Regions from separate parts of the Homo sapiens genome. Here region 1 is linked to region 2. A link is an interaction called in ENCODE POLR2A ChIA-PET data of the cell type or tissue named here. Cell type or tissue: CD4-positive, alpha-beta T cell. All regions are shown on one strand.

What was found. Peaks named below come from ENCODE experiments on the same cell type or tissue, not always from the same donor. Only the 100,000 strongest peaks of a DNase experiment are listed, where the experiment ranks them.
Region 1: POLR2A ChIA-PET joins it to region 2 with 14 read pairs; 2 of 35 experiments call an interaction of 5 or more read pairs at or near these places.

What each region holds. Positions count from the first base shown.
Region 1 is chr6:90,271,100-90,279,099 of GRCh38, reverse strand. It overlaps BACH2 (BACH transcriptional regulator 2), which reads left to right. Exons shown (of 9, transcript NM_021813.4): 2 at 7,159-7,251. Among named protein-coding and RNA genes, the nearest start is that of BACH2, 22 kb to the left of the region's middle. RefSeq lists cis regulatory regions at 6,432, 7,162 and enhancers at 6,360-6,504, 7,090-7,234. In CD4-positive, alpha-beta T cell, a CTCF peak has its summit at 4,228; DNase peaks (open chromatin) are centred at 4,529 and 7,049; H3K4me3 peaks cover 984 bases; H3K27ac peaks cover 2,008 bases.
Region 2 is chr6:90,153,299-90,161,298 of GRCh38, reverse strand. The region is part of intron 4 of BACH2 (BACH transcriptional regulator 2); the gene reads left to right. Among named protein-coding and RNA genes, the nearest start is that of BACH2, 140 kb to the left of the region's middle. RefSeq lists enhancers at 3,486-4,685, 4,719-4,863 and a cis regulatory region at 4,791. In CD4-positive, alpha-beta T cell, no CTCF peak of the experiment used is centred here; a DNase peak (open chromatin) is centred at 4,248; H3K27ac peaks cover 1,039 bases.

The DNA of each region.
Region 1 (8,000 bases), 120 kb before region 2:
GCCATCAGCCACATGTGGCATTTGAGCATATGAAATGTGGTTGAGATGTGCTGTGCAATATACACCAGCTTTCAAACAAAAAGGATATATATCTCCTTGATAATTTTTATTATGTTGATTACATGTTGAAATGATAATGTTTTACATATATAGGATTAACTAGTAAATATTAAGATACATTTGGCCTGTTCCTTTTTACTTTTTAATGTGGCTACTAGAAATTTAAAATTATATGTGGTTCACCTTATACTTTGATTTCAAAGTGCTGATTTAGTCTCTAAAGTCTAGAGTGATTGAGAGCTCTCAGAGAAAAGAAGATCAGAGCTTAACAGAGAGTTTTAGAGATGAGGTGCCACCGACAGAATCCACTTACTTGAAGAAATCCCAGTCTGCACCTTTGCCCTACTTTTAGAGATTACTGCTTTCTTGAACCCACAAAGTAGAGCACTGGGTAGCAAGCATTTAATATCTACAATGTACAGAGCATTGAAGGGGGATTAAAATAAGTATCACACAGGTCCCTGCCTTTAGGGAAAACATATAGTCTACTGGGGAAGCAAGATATGAGCACATGAGTTGTTAAATCATGGCTTGAGAGATACATAGCTGTTCAATGCTCAGGTCCAAGACTGTTGCAAACAGACGGTTGAGGCACTAAAAAAAGTGCTTCAAAGGAAGGAAAGGTCTCCACGGCCTGGAAAGGTCTCCATGGCCTGGAAGGGTGTCCCACCAGAGGAATGCCTTGGCTGGGCACTGACGAGTGGGTAGAATTTCAGTGGGCAGAGAGAAAGGGGGCATGGCCAGGTAGGAGGCAGGGTAGAGTGGGAAGAAGGAGGAAAACATGGAAAAGCACAGAATGGTTGAGAAGTCAGTGAGAAGAAGAGATGGATTGAACTGTGAGCTGTGAGTAGAATCATTCTCTAGTCCACTTATTATTGAAGCTTTAATATTTGACATCGTCTCCTATAATATTATGTATCTTGACACTCTTCCGAAAATTATTTACCAAGTGTCTCAAAGTAGAGGTTAGGGCAGGACACTTTAACTTTGGGTAGAATAAATGTTGCATATCTTTGATTGTTAGGAAGTTCTTTAAATGGCAAAACTGATAATATTATCTTGCCAGTTATGTTTATACTAACATTTTGTGTAGAACCATGTAACTTTAAAGGCTTCTCGGATAAGTACATTATTAGTATTTCAGGCAGTAGTGCTCAGCATTTGTATATTCTTCTTGCTTAAAATGCCTTCAGTGTTATGTCATTTGATCTTTGCTGTTGGCTCCATTTTATAGAACTGGAAGCCAGAGAAGCTAAGATTGAATAATTAATGGTAGAGTCTGGAATTTGAACCTAGCTCTTAAGCTTCTTCCATTTTACTGTGTGAAACACACTAGTTTTCATTCCTGTAAGTCTGTTTCTTAAGAGAAGCTGATTAATTTTATTTCTTTTTAATTGAATGATAATATAAATAGGGAAAAGTATGCATATAACATATATTCATCTTACTGACGAATTTCCATAAAGTGAACACGCTGTTGTAACCAGTTCCCAGATTAAGACACAGCATTATCAGCGCCCTAGAAATCCCTCAGGCTTCCTTCCAGTAACTACTTCACCCGTGGTAGCCACTACTCTGACTTGGGAAAGCATAGATTTGCTTTGCCTGTTTTTGAACTTTATATCAATGGAGATACAGAATGTACTATTTTGTGTCTAACTTCTTTCACTCGATAATATGCACAGTTAACTCATATTGTGCATGACACCATATTGACTATGGTAGTTGATTTTTCATTCTCCATGCTATATAGTATTATATTGTGTGACTATACCACTATTTATTAATTTGTATAGTTTCCAGTTTGGGGCCATTATGAGTAGCAATGTGAAGATTCTAGAACATATCTTCAGGTGAACAACATAATTATTTGTGTTGGGCATATTTAGGAGTTAAATCAGGAAAGCAGTGTAATTTTTAAATGTCTTGTAGATGAGGCTGAAATTTGACTTTGTGACACTCTTCAAGAAAAGAAGTGAAAACCTCAAACTGTTGGTGTCTTGAATAGTATATCAAAATAAATACTAAGGCAGCCATTATGAAAAGGTCCAAGGTAGAGGAATTTTAATGCCCGAACACATTTTTTCAAGGGAGGATGAAAATAGTCAATTCTCATATAGAGAGAATTTGAAAGGGTTAGGATGTTAAAATACTGACGTTATATCACTCAGGTTTCTCTTACAGTTATATTTTTTTTCTTCAAGAGAACTTTTAGCAGGTGATAGTGGAAAACTAAGGTGTGATTGGTACCAAAATGACCATTGTCCCAGGGTATAATAAGGGATGAATAACTGGGGAGTGTATTTACTAGGAAATAAGAAAATGGGGTTGGGTTAAATGGCAGGAAGGTACATTCCAAAATCTATAATGCAAGCTATGGTTCTCAAAATTTTACTGAAATTTCCTCTCTCTCTCACTCTTTTGCTTAGCGTAATCTGTAGGCAAAAGAATTTGCATTCTTTTAAAGAAGGCAATTATAAATACCATAACTTGTTTTTAGAAAAAATCTTAGACGTTTATCCAGAGGCAACCTGTCTGAATGAAAATGTAGTTCTAGGATTTGCCAACACAAAAGACTTCAGTGTCTACCTTTAATGCTTATTAACATTAATGGTGATCATTTAAAGGTGTGTGTTTTATGTTTAGACTTATAGGTGTTGTTGATCTTAAGCAGACTAGGCAGAGAAATCCTTCACATTTTCTGTGCTCTCATTCAGGATGGCCCTAGGCATGTTACATGGGAAATGAGAATATGTGAATAAATACTCTCATACTTTCTTGGGCCTCAATGAAAAGAACATTTGTTACCATTTTTAGTCATAAATTAAAATTATTTCAGAGTAGGAAATATAACATTAATTTAGAACATGGCTGTCATAGATGAAACGTTTTACACATGTATTGCTGTGGTAGACATTCCTTGCATTTATTGAAAGCCTCTCCTTTATAAAGTTAGTGAAGTGTGACTACTCTGACCTCCAAATACTGGGTGTATTTGAACTATGAAAGTAGGTTTAAAAGTTACACTTTTCTTTAATGCCCATTGATGATTTCTTTCTTTTTTTTTTTTTAAGACGAAATCTAGCCCTGTCACCCAGGCTGGAGTGCAGTGGTGTGATCTCGGCTCACTGCAGCCTCTGCCTCCTGGGTTCAAACTGTTCTCCTGCCTCAGCCTCCCAAGTAGCTGGGACTAAAGGTGCACACCACCATGCCTGGCTAATTTTTTTGTAGAGACTGGGTTTCACCATATTGGCCAGGCTGGTCTCGAACTTCTGACCTCAGATGTTCAGGCCGCCTTGGCCTCCCAAAGTGCTGGGATTACAGGCGTGAGCCGCTACGCCCATCCAGAACAACAGGCACTGGGGCCTACTGGAGAGTGGAGAGTGGGAGGAGGGGGAAGAGCAGAAAAAAAAAAACCTATCAGGTACTAGGCTTAGTACCTGGATGACAAAATAATCTGTACGACAAACCCCCATGACGCAAGTTACCCATATCACAAATCTGCACATGTAACCCTGAAGGTAAAAGTTAAGTAAATAATAAAATATTTTACATTTATTTAAAAATTCTAAAATGGTTGTATTTTAAAAGTAAAAACAAATTTTGGTTAGGATTTGAGCTTATTCCATTTTTCTTCTAATTTTCCAAATTAAATGTAAAATGAGAGCATCCCAGGTAGGGGGAGGTAGGGGAGAAACCAAATAATTTTCAAGTCATATTTGAAGAGCAGGTATGTTCTCTCACGATTTACAGTGCAGGTGCATTTTAATTTAACTGCTTTAAATGATGATAAAAATTGTTCAAGTAGAACAAAGCAAAGTTTTAGAAGTGACTTGTAAACAGCCATTCTTAATTTTTTCCTGTTTTCTCTCCACTTATGTGACTTGCATGAATTTCTGAAGCAGTCCTTTCAAATGACACTGCTCCAAACATGTGAATTGCATTCATCAACAAAATCCAGCCTTTTCCTTTGTAGGACAATGTGGGGTCACGGGGCAAGGGGTCTTTTCTTTGTCTAGCCTGGTGCCAAAGCAAAGACTAGTCCTCCCTGCGTTTGGACCCAGTGACATGTTTCCATTTGTCATTGAACACTAGGGGGAGGAACTGTAGCCTCTGAGGTACCCCCATTTGGTCCTCACCCTCTACCAGAGGATTTGCTGCTTCAGCCTCTTCAGTGCCCCAGGTATTTGATGCAAAGATTATGCACTTATGCTGCCAGTTATCAGGGTTGTGTGGGTGTCTTTAGAGGGGTCTCCCCTTAGCATCAGGTCTCAATGACAGAATCTAAATAACACAGGTTACTCATCACGAGTTAAAGATTTTTTCCCTTTTCACATTGATGCTTCTGATATACTTTTATACGTTAGCTGATTGTATGTGCGTACTTTGTGGCTGCAAAGATGCAGCTGGAAAGTGTGTGGGGGTTGTCTGCTTCCTCTGAGGCTGCTACAGGTGGTCAGGTGGGGGCGGCTGTGATAAAGGTACAGCACCCACTTCCGCCAGCTTGTCTTGTGCGCCCTGTAACCCACTGCATGAACCCGAGTGGCACTTCAACCGGATTTTCTTGTTGGCACTTTTATCTTTCACTGCTTCTGACTTGCCTGTTGAGGTTTATGACTAAGGTTGTGATTAAAAATTCCCTTTTTAGGTATGAAAAGTCTTTTCAATTACTTTGTGTTCCTTTTTTTGTTTTGTTTTGTTTTTGTTGTGTGTGGACTTTCTGGGTTTTGTAAAAATGAATCTTAAAAAAATCTTAATATTATGTAAGAGTTAGATAAAGGTTAAGTAGCTAATATATTCTCTCATCAGGGCATAGAATCAACGTATGTTCTTGGAAGATTAAGTGTGTCAAAATGCATTTTATGATGGAAGCACTGTCAGTTGTTTAGAATAGGCATGGAAAAGCCCTTTTCAGAATATTGTCATAAAATCAGACTTGGAAAGGTTTTCGTTTATTCAGTCTGTATTCCCCTATCTGTCTGTTTAATCTCTGCATATTACTGTCCTTGGAGCACGGAGAAACGTGAGCTACCCTTGGAGGTTTATAGTCCCACTGGAAGGGAACTAATGTTTACGCCTGATTATATGATAGGAGCTTTACATGTTCTTATTCAGTCTTTGAGGAAACCTTATAAATAAGATAATAACTTTTTCAGAGAAAGAAGCTGGGGTTCTGAGACATTACCCACTTAGGGGCACCCAGAGGAAAGAGCAAGACCTCCAGCTCCATCACCAGTAATTTCCAGCCTGTGAGCTTCCCTCCACACTCAGTAATTTAAAAAACAACTTGATTTAGGGACATCTAGTAAATATTCTAGAAGTTCAGAGGCAGAAAAGCTAGTTTGCAGCTGAAGTACTCAGATTTCCCACTGGCTGAGTGGGAAATCAGACCCGAGCCTTGACAGTGGGCAGAATTTGTATAGAGGAGCCAAGAGAAGAAGAGTTTCCACACTGTATAAGCCAAATGATGGAAGGTGTAATAACAAAGGAAGGGTGAGCACACAGGTTTAGGAGATGCTGTGTGGGCCAGTCCAGCTGGGAGCCATTACCATTTAACACTTAATGGAGTGCTTACTGTGCTAGGCACTCTTCTAAGTTCTTCACACCTTTTAACTATTCTTATCTTCACAGCAAGCCTTTGCAGGAGATATTATCAAGTCCCTCCTGCCCCCACTTTTTTTAGAAACAGAGTCTTGCTCTGTTGCCCAGGCTGGAGTGCAGTGGTATGATCGTAGCTCATGGTGGCCTCGAACTCCTGGGCTCGAGTGATCCTTTTGCCTTAGCCTCCTGAGTAGCCAGGACTACAGGTGTGTGCCACCATGCCTGGCTAATTTTTTTTCCCCATAGAAACAGGAACTCGTTATGTTATCCAGGCTGGTTTTGAACACCTGGCCTCAAGCGATCCTCCGCCTTAGCCTCCCAAAGTGCTGGGGTTACAGGTGTGAGCCACTGCACCTGGCCTTCATTGAGGGATGAGGAGACTGAGGCACATAGCAGTTAAGTTGTGGAACTGTGATTCAAAGCATGGCCACCAGGATCCAGAGCCTGAGTTCTTAGCTACTCTGCTGTCTTGTTTTCTCTCTACTGGGCAATGCAGGTTGCTTGTTAGAGGGGTGATGAGGATTCTCAAATTGCTGGGGATAGCGAGAGGAAGATGAAAATGGCAGGGGTAGTGATAGAAAGATCAAAATGGCAGCAGCACGCTGGCCAATTTTACAAGAGGAAACATTAGGAAAGAAGAGAAGAGGGAGTTTTTCTCAGCTAAGCAGGATCTGGTCAGTGTAAGTGGGTAGCAAAAGATAGAGGTGAGATGTAACAAATCAAGAGGCCTTGATGAATGACTGGAATTGAAGAAGAGGGAATGAGCAAAAATGAATCTAAGATTTGGAGCTTGGTTGGCTGGGAGGATAATTCTGCTATTGCAGAAATCAATGAGGTCAATAGACAAGCTCATTTTTCCACAGCAGTAGTGTTGCAGCAAGAAATGAAGGCTTTTGAAGAGCATATGCAGTAGAGATACCATATGCAGGAAAAATGGCTCACTGGAGAGTTGAGAATAAAGGAGAGGAGTTCAAGGGAGGGAATGGGGATGATTGGGGGGCTATCTGCAAGGAGAGAATTGATGTGCTGGGAACAGACGATTTCTGAGGGAGAGAGAAAAACCCAGGGCCTTAAAAAGTGTCCTTGGTCAAGAAGCAGAAGGAGAAAGAGGAGCAGGAAACCATAAAAGAAACAGGCGAAGCAGGAGAGAGAGGAGAATAAAAAGAGGAAAAAAAAAACTACTGAACAGTGTCAGACACTACAAAGAAGTCAAGGAGAACAAGAGTGAAAGGGGGACATAAGATTTGACACGGAAGAAGGCCATTTGTACCCTGCACAGTAAGTCTTGGTGACATGAGGAGGTGAAATCCAGTTGCATTAAAGTCTGTGGTATTGCTGAGTTCTTCCTCATGGGCAAGTCCCTGGACCTTTTCTAAGCACTAAATTTGCAGGTAGTTCAATGTCAAGCAGAGAAGGAAGTTGGTTAACAGCACTTGGTTGCATGATACTACGTTTTGTTATAGTGACCTAACTGATCTAACGTGTTTTGTCTTTCAGCGCGTTCGTTCACATAGCTCCCAGTTTTAACATTTCGCCACCTACTGAAGACATCATTTGGGACCAAGCTGATGAGCCCTTGAAGCACAGCAGGTGAGGCAAGGACCTCAGCTTGGTCTTTGTTTCATAAGTTTACACAGCTAGCTTACATTCCCACCAGCAGTGTGAAAGTGTTCCCTTTTTACCAGATCCACGCCAGCATCTATTATTTTTTGTTTTTCAGTTATGTCCGTTCTTACAGGAGTAAGATGGTATCTCGTGCACTTTTAATTTGCATTTCCCTAATAGAGATGTTGAGCATTTTTTCTTATGTTTGTTGGCTATTTGGATGTCTTCTTTTGAGAATTGTCTGTTCATGTCCTTTGCCCAGTTTTTGATAGGTTCTTTTTAAATTAGTTTATTAGCTTTTAATATAAACATGAGAAAAACCACATAAATTGTAGCATTCTTTTCAAAATAAAACTGCAATCAATACTTGAATGAATCTCCAAGCTCTGAACTTCATAAACAATGTTTTTTCTTTTCTTTTTTTTTCTTTTCCTTTCTTTTTTCTTTTTTCTTTTTTTTTTTTTTTTAAATGGGGTTGTTTTTATCTTGCTGATTTGAGTTCCTTGTAGATTCTGGATATTAGTCCTTTGTCAGGTGCATAGTTTGCAAAGATTTTCTCCCACTCTGTGGGTTGTCTTTTTACTCTGTTGATTTTTTAGTTTAATTAGGTCCCAACTATTTATTTTTGTTTTTGTTGCATTTGCTTTTGGGTTCTTAGGCATGAACTTTTTGCCTAAGCCAATGTCTAGAAGAGTTTTTCCAGTGTTCTAGAGTTTTTATGGTTTCAGGTCTTA
Region 2 (8,000 bases):
ACACCTGCAAAAATAATCACATTTCTATACAAACCTCAGTTTAGATAGCTTTAACTTTTTTTAATCCCAAACTTTAATTGCTGAGTTTTTTGGGGCACAGTGCCTAAAAGTATATCTTTTTTTTCCTTCCAGTTAGATCTGTCCCATTGTAAAAGGGCTGTGTAATGATTTGGCTTCTTTAAGGGCAAAAATCCTTTTTTTTTTTTTTTTTTGAGACGGAGTCTCGCTCTGTCGCCAGGCTGGAGTGCAGTGGCCCGATCTCGGCTCACTGCAAGCTCCGCCTCCCGGGTTCAAGCAATTCCTCTGCCTCAGCCTCCAGAGTAGCTGGTACTACAAGCGCACGCCACCACGCCCAGCTAATTTTTGTATTTTAGTAAAGATGGGGTTTCACCATGTTGGCCAGGATGGTCTTTATCTCCTGACCTCGTGATCCACCGGCCTCGGCCTCCCAAAGTGCTGGGATTACAGGCATGAGCCACCGTGCCTGGCCCAAAAATCCTTTCATAAAGACCATAAGTGGTTTAAGTGAAGACTCCAACTTAGATGTCGTCTCCATGGGGTTCTTTTGTCTCAAGAGAAACCAAGTCTGAAGAACCATATAGTCTGACTGAAAATAGTGTGGCCTTTTTGGAATGCTTTACAGAAATTTCTAATTAAGAGGTGGTGTTTGTCTTAGGTATACAGACACTGTTTTTGAAAAGTCTGCAGTACAAAATTCCCATTTAGTTTATTTTTAGCTTGAGTCTACTCTGCTAGTAAAAATAAAACTATTTTTGTACGTGCTGCTTCTAGTACTTAGATCCTCATTTTAAAAGAATTCACAGAAAACAGTCCATAGTGATAACTGTGTGCACTGGCCAGATTGTTATAGAATTGTGTTTTAAATAAATGTTATGATGGCTGCATTTTAGCTGCATCACAGGATCCAGCTCACATGATTCCTGTCCCCTACAGCCCACACATGCACATACACAAAGGGCCTCATCCCCGCCTTGCTTACTTAGAGTAAGGACTTGGCTTATCTAATTTCTGTATTTGTCCAGTGTGCAAGTGCTGACTGTCCTTTGTGTATTGTCTAAGGCCTCACGTGCACAGAGAGATACTGAATACATGTCTGTGATGACGGTTCCCCTTAAGAGATGATGGACTGCTCTTTTAGGGAGTTGTGTGTTTCTATGGTAACTCCCTTTTGAAAACTTCAATTTTATCCACATATATTTTGCAGATACTGAAAGCAAGCTTATGTTGAATTTAGAGAAGCTTTAAGTTTTTAGGAGGAAACTGCAGCTTATCAGCAGATGTCAAGAGCATACATACTTTGAAAGCTCGTTGAAAAAAATTATGATTCCTTTTGTGCTTGACACTTACCAAAAACCAATGTTCCATTCAGATAATCTTTTATTGTCAGTTTTTTATGCTCCTTAGGGTAAAAGTCACAAATATATACACAATTTGATAAAATTCAAAAGGAACAAAATAAGCACTATTCCTCCTTTGGCCTGTATCCGCCTCTTTCCCATCCCCAGTTTTGTACAGTACAATGTCACTAGCTTATTGAATTAGATTTACTTTAATCATCCATTTCCTTTTCTCCTGGTTACCACAATAGCTATGGGCTCTCAGTTAGCCAGCTACATCTGATCTAGAGAAAATAGGTTATGTCCCTATTTTGAAAAGAGAATTATCTGCATGGCTCAATGCTTTGTGTATTTAATAGTTAGAATTCTGGAAGAGATGTGGACTTCCTTCCTGAGCAATAAAATATATGTATAGTGACCATTTCTTAATTCTCTAGAGAATGCAGACAAAGGGATTTGTGTAGTCTATGAGGTCTGCGTATATAAAAGTTTTCCTTTGCCTTTAGTTGCCTTATTTTACTTTTAGGATGTTTTGTTTCTTTTCTTATACTTCCATATATTTTCACTCTTTTCCCTTTCTTTCTGAAACACATATTCAGTTGTCTTAAAATCAAATCAGCTGTGCAGTGGATACTGTATTTGGCTTTTTCCACATGTGTTAATTGTTCTGTTGGCTTGTTTTGTTTACTGTTTTTGCAGACCTGATTTGCCATGGTCCGTGCCTTTCATTCTACTAGACCACGTAGTTGATTTCCCAGTAGGGAAACGATTCTGCTGTCTTACCCAGTAATTAGTTATCTCATTTCAAAAGAGACAAGTTTATCTGAGAGGACTTTGTCACACGTTAAATGTCTGCTTTAGAAGATAGAGCCCATTTAGTTACTTGCCCATCCATGTGGTAAAAGAAATGCATAATTAGTCACCATGGAAATTAAGTATTTGAAGGGCAGAAGATGGTTAATTCGACCATTTATACTCAGCTATTGAGAGATTATGATGTAGTTTATTAGTGCTAAGAAATCAAATTAAGAGATGATATTTTTCAGCCCCATGAGGGAGTGGCAGTGTTGTTTATTTCTGAAGCATATTTTCATTTGCTGAGAGAGGACTTTGTGGCACTTTCCCTTGAATAGTTTTGTGTAACCTCTTGCTATGTGAGTAAGTGCCCCCCCCCCACCAAAAGAAGACACAGAGGGAGACTGAGTTCTGCCATCTCCATATCGTTACCTCCCTAGAATAGGAGAGGGAAGTAAATTCTGGACTCTGCCCTGTGCTCCTGGGTCTTTTCCCATCCCCCAGCTCAACCACCCGTCTCTCGTTACTTACTACACATCATGAAGCCCCTGCCCAGGCCCCTGATCCTGTTCAACCCTGTCTCAAAGCCACGCTCTTCCTGATGTCCCTTTCCTAGCTTGGCCTCTTTAATTATTTTCTTCCTGTCCCAATCAGTTATGACTGTGTGGCTTCATCTTTCAACCCCGCTCCTGGGTCTACCTGTGCCTTGCCTCCCACACCTGCCTTTCTTCTCGATGAGATAGTGTAAGTGAAATGGCTAGAAGTATGCATTTTGCAAGGAAGGGGAATGGCCATTTGATAGTCACACTACATTGTGCACCAAGGCATTTTAGAGCTTTTGTTTGTGTAAAACTTTATGTGAACAAATGGTCTAATATTTTTAAAATTTAAAAAGATGTTTGTTAATCTTATCTTCTGTTGTATACAACTCATATGGACTGGCTCCTGCCTACCTCTTTAGCTCCGTCTTACTCCAAGCTCACCCTCACTGTCTTCCATCTGGGGACAGTTTTTGAATGTGCCATACCCCATCCTTCTACTTGGCCACTGCTTGTGCTCCCTTTGTCTGAAATGTTTCTCCATGCCCCTTCCCCAGCAGCTCCATATCCCTTCATCAGAGAGGCATCACCTCCCCCTCAGTTAACGCTCTCATGACACCACATACCTTTCCAACATCGCACTTAATACAGTTGCAATTTTATCTTTATTTGTATAATTATTTCATTAATGTCTGCCTTCCTCATTATTGTCTATGTGCAGGCAGTTCCTGGTCTCTGTGTTTCTAGTGATCAGTACAGGAGTGGACATATAGTAGGTGCTCAATGAATACCTTTCAAATGACCATCGTGGATATCTCCAGGGGCTCACTCAATGGCCATTAGCCCCTTTCTAGCTGGTGCAACCCTGATTTGGTTGGAGTATTTCCTCTCCTCTAAGCGGCCATCTGCTCGGGCAGCTGGTCCCAGCCCCAGTTCCTGATCCAGTGGGTGAATTTGTTGTTAGATATACAAGATCTGGTCATCAGCTTGGCTCATGCACAGCGGTATGGGTTTCCCTGGAACCTACAAAATAGGACCGAAAGATGGAAAGAACCCAGGCCCTCGAGGATATCAGTGAGCTGTGGGCTAAACCAGTCCTGGGTTGGCTTTACTTCCAGGCAACTCTGTCGTGTAAAATAATAAATTTACTTACTGTTTAGGTCAATTCAAAGTTTTTTGCTTCTGAAAATAATCTGATGCAGAATATCATGAGTGAATGAATAAATTAACAACCCAATCTCACTTCTTCACAAATTTTTGTGCCCTTAGAGTTCCTTTGTAATTGTTTTCTCTTTTCTCATTTCTGTGAAGTGTTGGTCTACCAAGTGAATATGTTGATTGGCATTGAGCCCAATGCTAAATCCCAAATAACTCATATGTTTCGAAAAGTGTTTCCTTCCACTAAATGCCCCACACCTGGAATGTGAGCTCGTATTCTTCTTCACCTCTTGCCCTTTGGCTCTGCACTTTGTTCATACCTTTTTGGGGCAAGCTCTTCTCTAAGGAGGTTGAGAGTCAGGTTAAGTCATACCCAGCAATTTCCTGTTTGTGAGCCTTGAAGCTCTTGAAGAGTGCGGCAGGTTTGACAGAATCTGTAGGTGTTGTCAGACGTGAGCTGATTCATCCCCTTTGGTAGTTAATTCTCCAAAGGTCTCATCTCCCCAGCTACCATCCCTTCTTCTCTCTGGATGCTGCACAGTTCTTCTTTGTGTGAGGATGAGATTTTCAGGGCCGCCTGGGTCATGTATTCCATGTCTTTTTTGGGTTTTGGTGCATGTATTTTAGACCCTACTTTTCTCCATTTTTATGCAAGAGTTACTCCGTGTTGTTTCATAGCATTTTTGTTGTTGTTGTTCCTGCAGGGCTTTGAATGGTCCCTGTGAAATCTGCTGCCTTTCTTTTTCATAGTCCTCCACCTCAGCTCAATATAACACAACTTAGCCTAAGAAATGCAAGGCCCTAAGTAAAGACCACCTGAAATGCCTACTTGTTTGGTAGTAGAAACTTTGGTGTTCTCTCATTATTTTCTTTATTTCCCAGCATATTGGCAATGAAAACTAGACAATCACCCATTTTTGTACAATGCTCCCCTGAAGTAAACCATGAGAGTGGGGCAGCTAAGTAACCCATCTTTGAGAATGTTATTTTTGGCCATGCCATGTAGAAAAAGGACTGAATTTGTAACCCAAAAACTTGCATTCTTAAACCAAAATAGGAACAGTCCCACTTTGGCCAACCACCCTGGGCAAGTAGCACACTCTCCAAGATTCAGAATATAATTCTTACTGCCTACAGGGGTTGTTATGAAAGTAGAGTAAGATGCAGTGGAAGTGTTGCTTATGCCTGGGAAGTGCTATACAAAAGTATTAAAATTGTAAGGCTATAAAGAAAAACTCTTGTGAAGCGTTTTTTTTACACCACTCGATACCTACCTCAGTTTCCCTCCCCACCTTCAGATATGCAAGGCTGGTCAGGAGGTTGGGCCCCATGCACATTGGGATTAGGTCCCCTGGAACTTTTCAGGTGAGTCACTGCTTCATCAGATAGCGGAACTCCCTCACTAACCTTGGAATTCCAATCTTTTTTAAAACTTTGGTGATTTCCATTGGGGAAAAAAAATCTCTTGTAGTTAGTGATGAGGCCACCTCAATTGTCATCTGAGAATAGGACTTTATGCAATATTGACAACCCATCCATGACTTTTTTTAGTCGGCCAGCATTTTTGCACACCTGCTTGTGCCAGGCATTGTTCTCAATGCATGGGATGTGTCTGTGAACAAAACAGACACAAATTGCTGCCCTCTTAGAGCTTCTATTCTATTGGAGGAAAACAGAAAATAAGCAATAAACAAGCAAATTATAGTAAGTTAGAAGGTGGTAATTGCTAGGAAAAAAATTTAAAAACAGAGCAGGAAAGAGGAGGGCCAATTTGGGGATAGGAAGAGGCTGCAGTTTTAAATTAGGTGCTTGTTGTAGGCCTCCTATATTTCTAGTCTTTTGTTATTGTTGTTGTTTTTACAGAATGTTGTGATGATTTACTATTGCAAATGAATCATCTCTGTATAAATTAAATATTGCATGAAATGAAAGGAGTTCAGCTAAAGGCGAAACCTGATTGCTAAATGCTTGCAAAAGGATGGGAAGTTGCTCTAGCCCTTGCATGGCATTCTCAGGTTATCTATTCTTAGTTTAGTTTCCTTTTCCAAAAATGATGTTTATTATATAGTCTTCGAATGGAACATATCGCTGACACCTACTGCCATGTGTTTATAGTTAAACATAACTAGCCTCCCTTCTTACAAGACCAAGAGGTTCATCCAGAATGTTTCCCTTTAGAAGTCCTAAGAAGGCTCTCCTGGTTGGCTTTCCAGCCCATAACAGTGATAGATTTTGCAGCCTTCTTAGTCTAGCCATGTGGAGAAACCTGATGTTTTGGGTAATTCACCCCTTTAAACATGTGCTTTGTGTTTTGGTGGTGGTTGTTTGGGGCTGCGGTGTCTTAGGCATGGAGCTTATTATATCCATATAAATTACAGATCGCAGACACTCCGCCTCAAATAGCATTGGATTTATGATCCCTAGCTCTCCCTTTGCAGTGCCCCTTCTCCTCATGTCTGCTGTGCAACCTGACTTATGGTTGAGCCTGCTTCAAGTTCTTCCTGCCAGTTTGTCCCCTTTTCCGCAGTCTGCCTTGGTAGCTGACTGGGAGGGGCCAGCATGTGGGTTATCCCATTGTCTGTGGCTGTACACAAGAGGCTCTCAGTGGGTCTCTTTCTACGGACAGGACCCTGCCAAAGTAACACTTGTGCTTCCTGTCCAGTACTGACTAACGCAGTGCTATTCAAAAGGCAGGCTAGAACTAGGGCCATCAGAATGAACACGTTTTGAGCATTGGCAGATATACTTCCTCCCTTCCTGGCCTGTTGTTCCCCATCACTCACCAGATTCAGAAGGTGCAGTGCTCCTTGGGAGCAAGGCTGGGGCGCTTAGAGAGAGGGTCCCTTAAAGAGGAAGGGGGCTACCCTGGCTCATTATGAACTTTTTGGGTTCTGAACCTACCACTCATTATTCTGAATTGTGCAGCACATGTCTGTCACCTCCTAGTATAGAGTGGCCTTGAGAAAGTCACCTACTCCTTCTAGGTCTCAGTTTCTCATCTATAAAAGGAGTAGATTACTCTTCAAATGACCTTCAAAATTGCTTCCACTTCTAATTTTGTTTTAAGACACTATTGACTACACTTCTCCTAAAAATTGATCTTTTTGACGTGATTGGGCTCTTGAGACTTTTTTACCCTTTGTCCTGATCTGATTCTCTCCATGAATCAATTTTGTTCATCTCATCTGTCACTCTTCCTCTGTATGCTTTGTAACCTGCATTTCCTCTACTTCTGGCACTTTTTTGCCAATGGAACCTGCAATTCTACTCTGCAAATAGCTAGGGTTGTTTCCTCCCTCACTCCCAGCCAAAATACAGCTTTTATAGTAGTATCTCTGAGTAGGGAGTTGGGCTATTGAGAAAAACATGCTATAGCCCAAAGTCCCTATTTTAAAAGAGATAGAGATTGGAATGATATGTTCTTTTTAGGGTGTGGATGTTTTAGGCTCCAATGACCATAATCAAAATAGATCTATAACCAAGCCGTAAAAGGGTAATATATGTGAATTTTCTCATAATATGAATCCTAACACAAAAGCAGTTACAATACTTTAAGCGTAAATTACATAGTCTGCACCATGATTTTTTCAAAATTTGTCTTACGAACCTCAAGGAGGAAAATGTACCCCACTGGTTAGGAAAGAATTATTTTCTCTAGGTTCCATAACATAGAAGGAGTGTTTTATTTCCTCACTGCCTTGTGCCTGGGAATACTGAAATGATAGATTCAGCCATGTTTTAATAAAATTCCTCTGTAAGAATATTAGCATGGAGAGAGATTGGTATAAATACATGAATGTGCCTGGATTTTGAAGGTAAATCCTATAGCTATCAGATTGCTATTCACTTAATTGCCACAATCTAAAATTTATCTGTTAGTGTTTCTTTTCTAATTGTTACTAGTGTGATAAAAAGAAAAACTCTTATTTATATATAGATTATTTGTTTCAGGACATTAACTGAGAATATAGTATTGAAATGACTTGAAATTGAAGGAATCAGATTTTCTACTGCTTATTTATTCAGAATATAACTTACCCAACAAGGTCTGATTTAATTTATTTTGAGGAGTAGTATTTAGAAGCAGGATTACTCTTATTTAGGAAAAGAATCTGGATCTTAGATATACAGTGACTTGCCCAGAGTCACC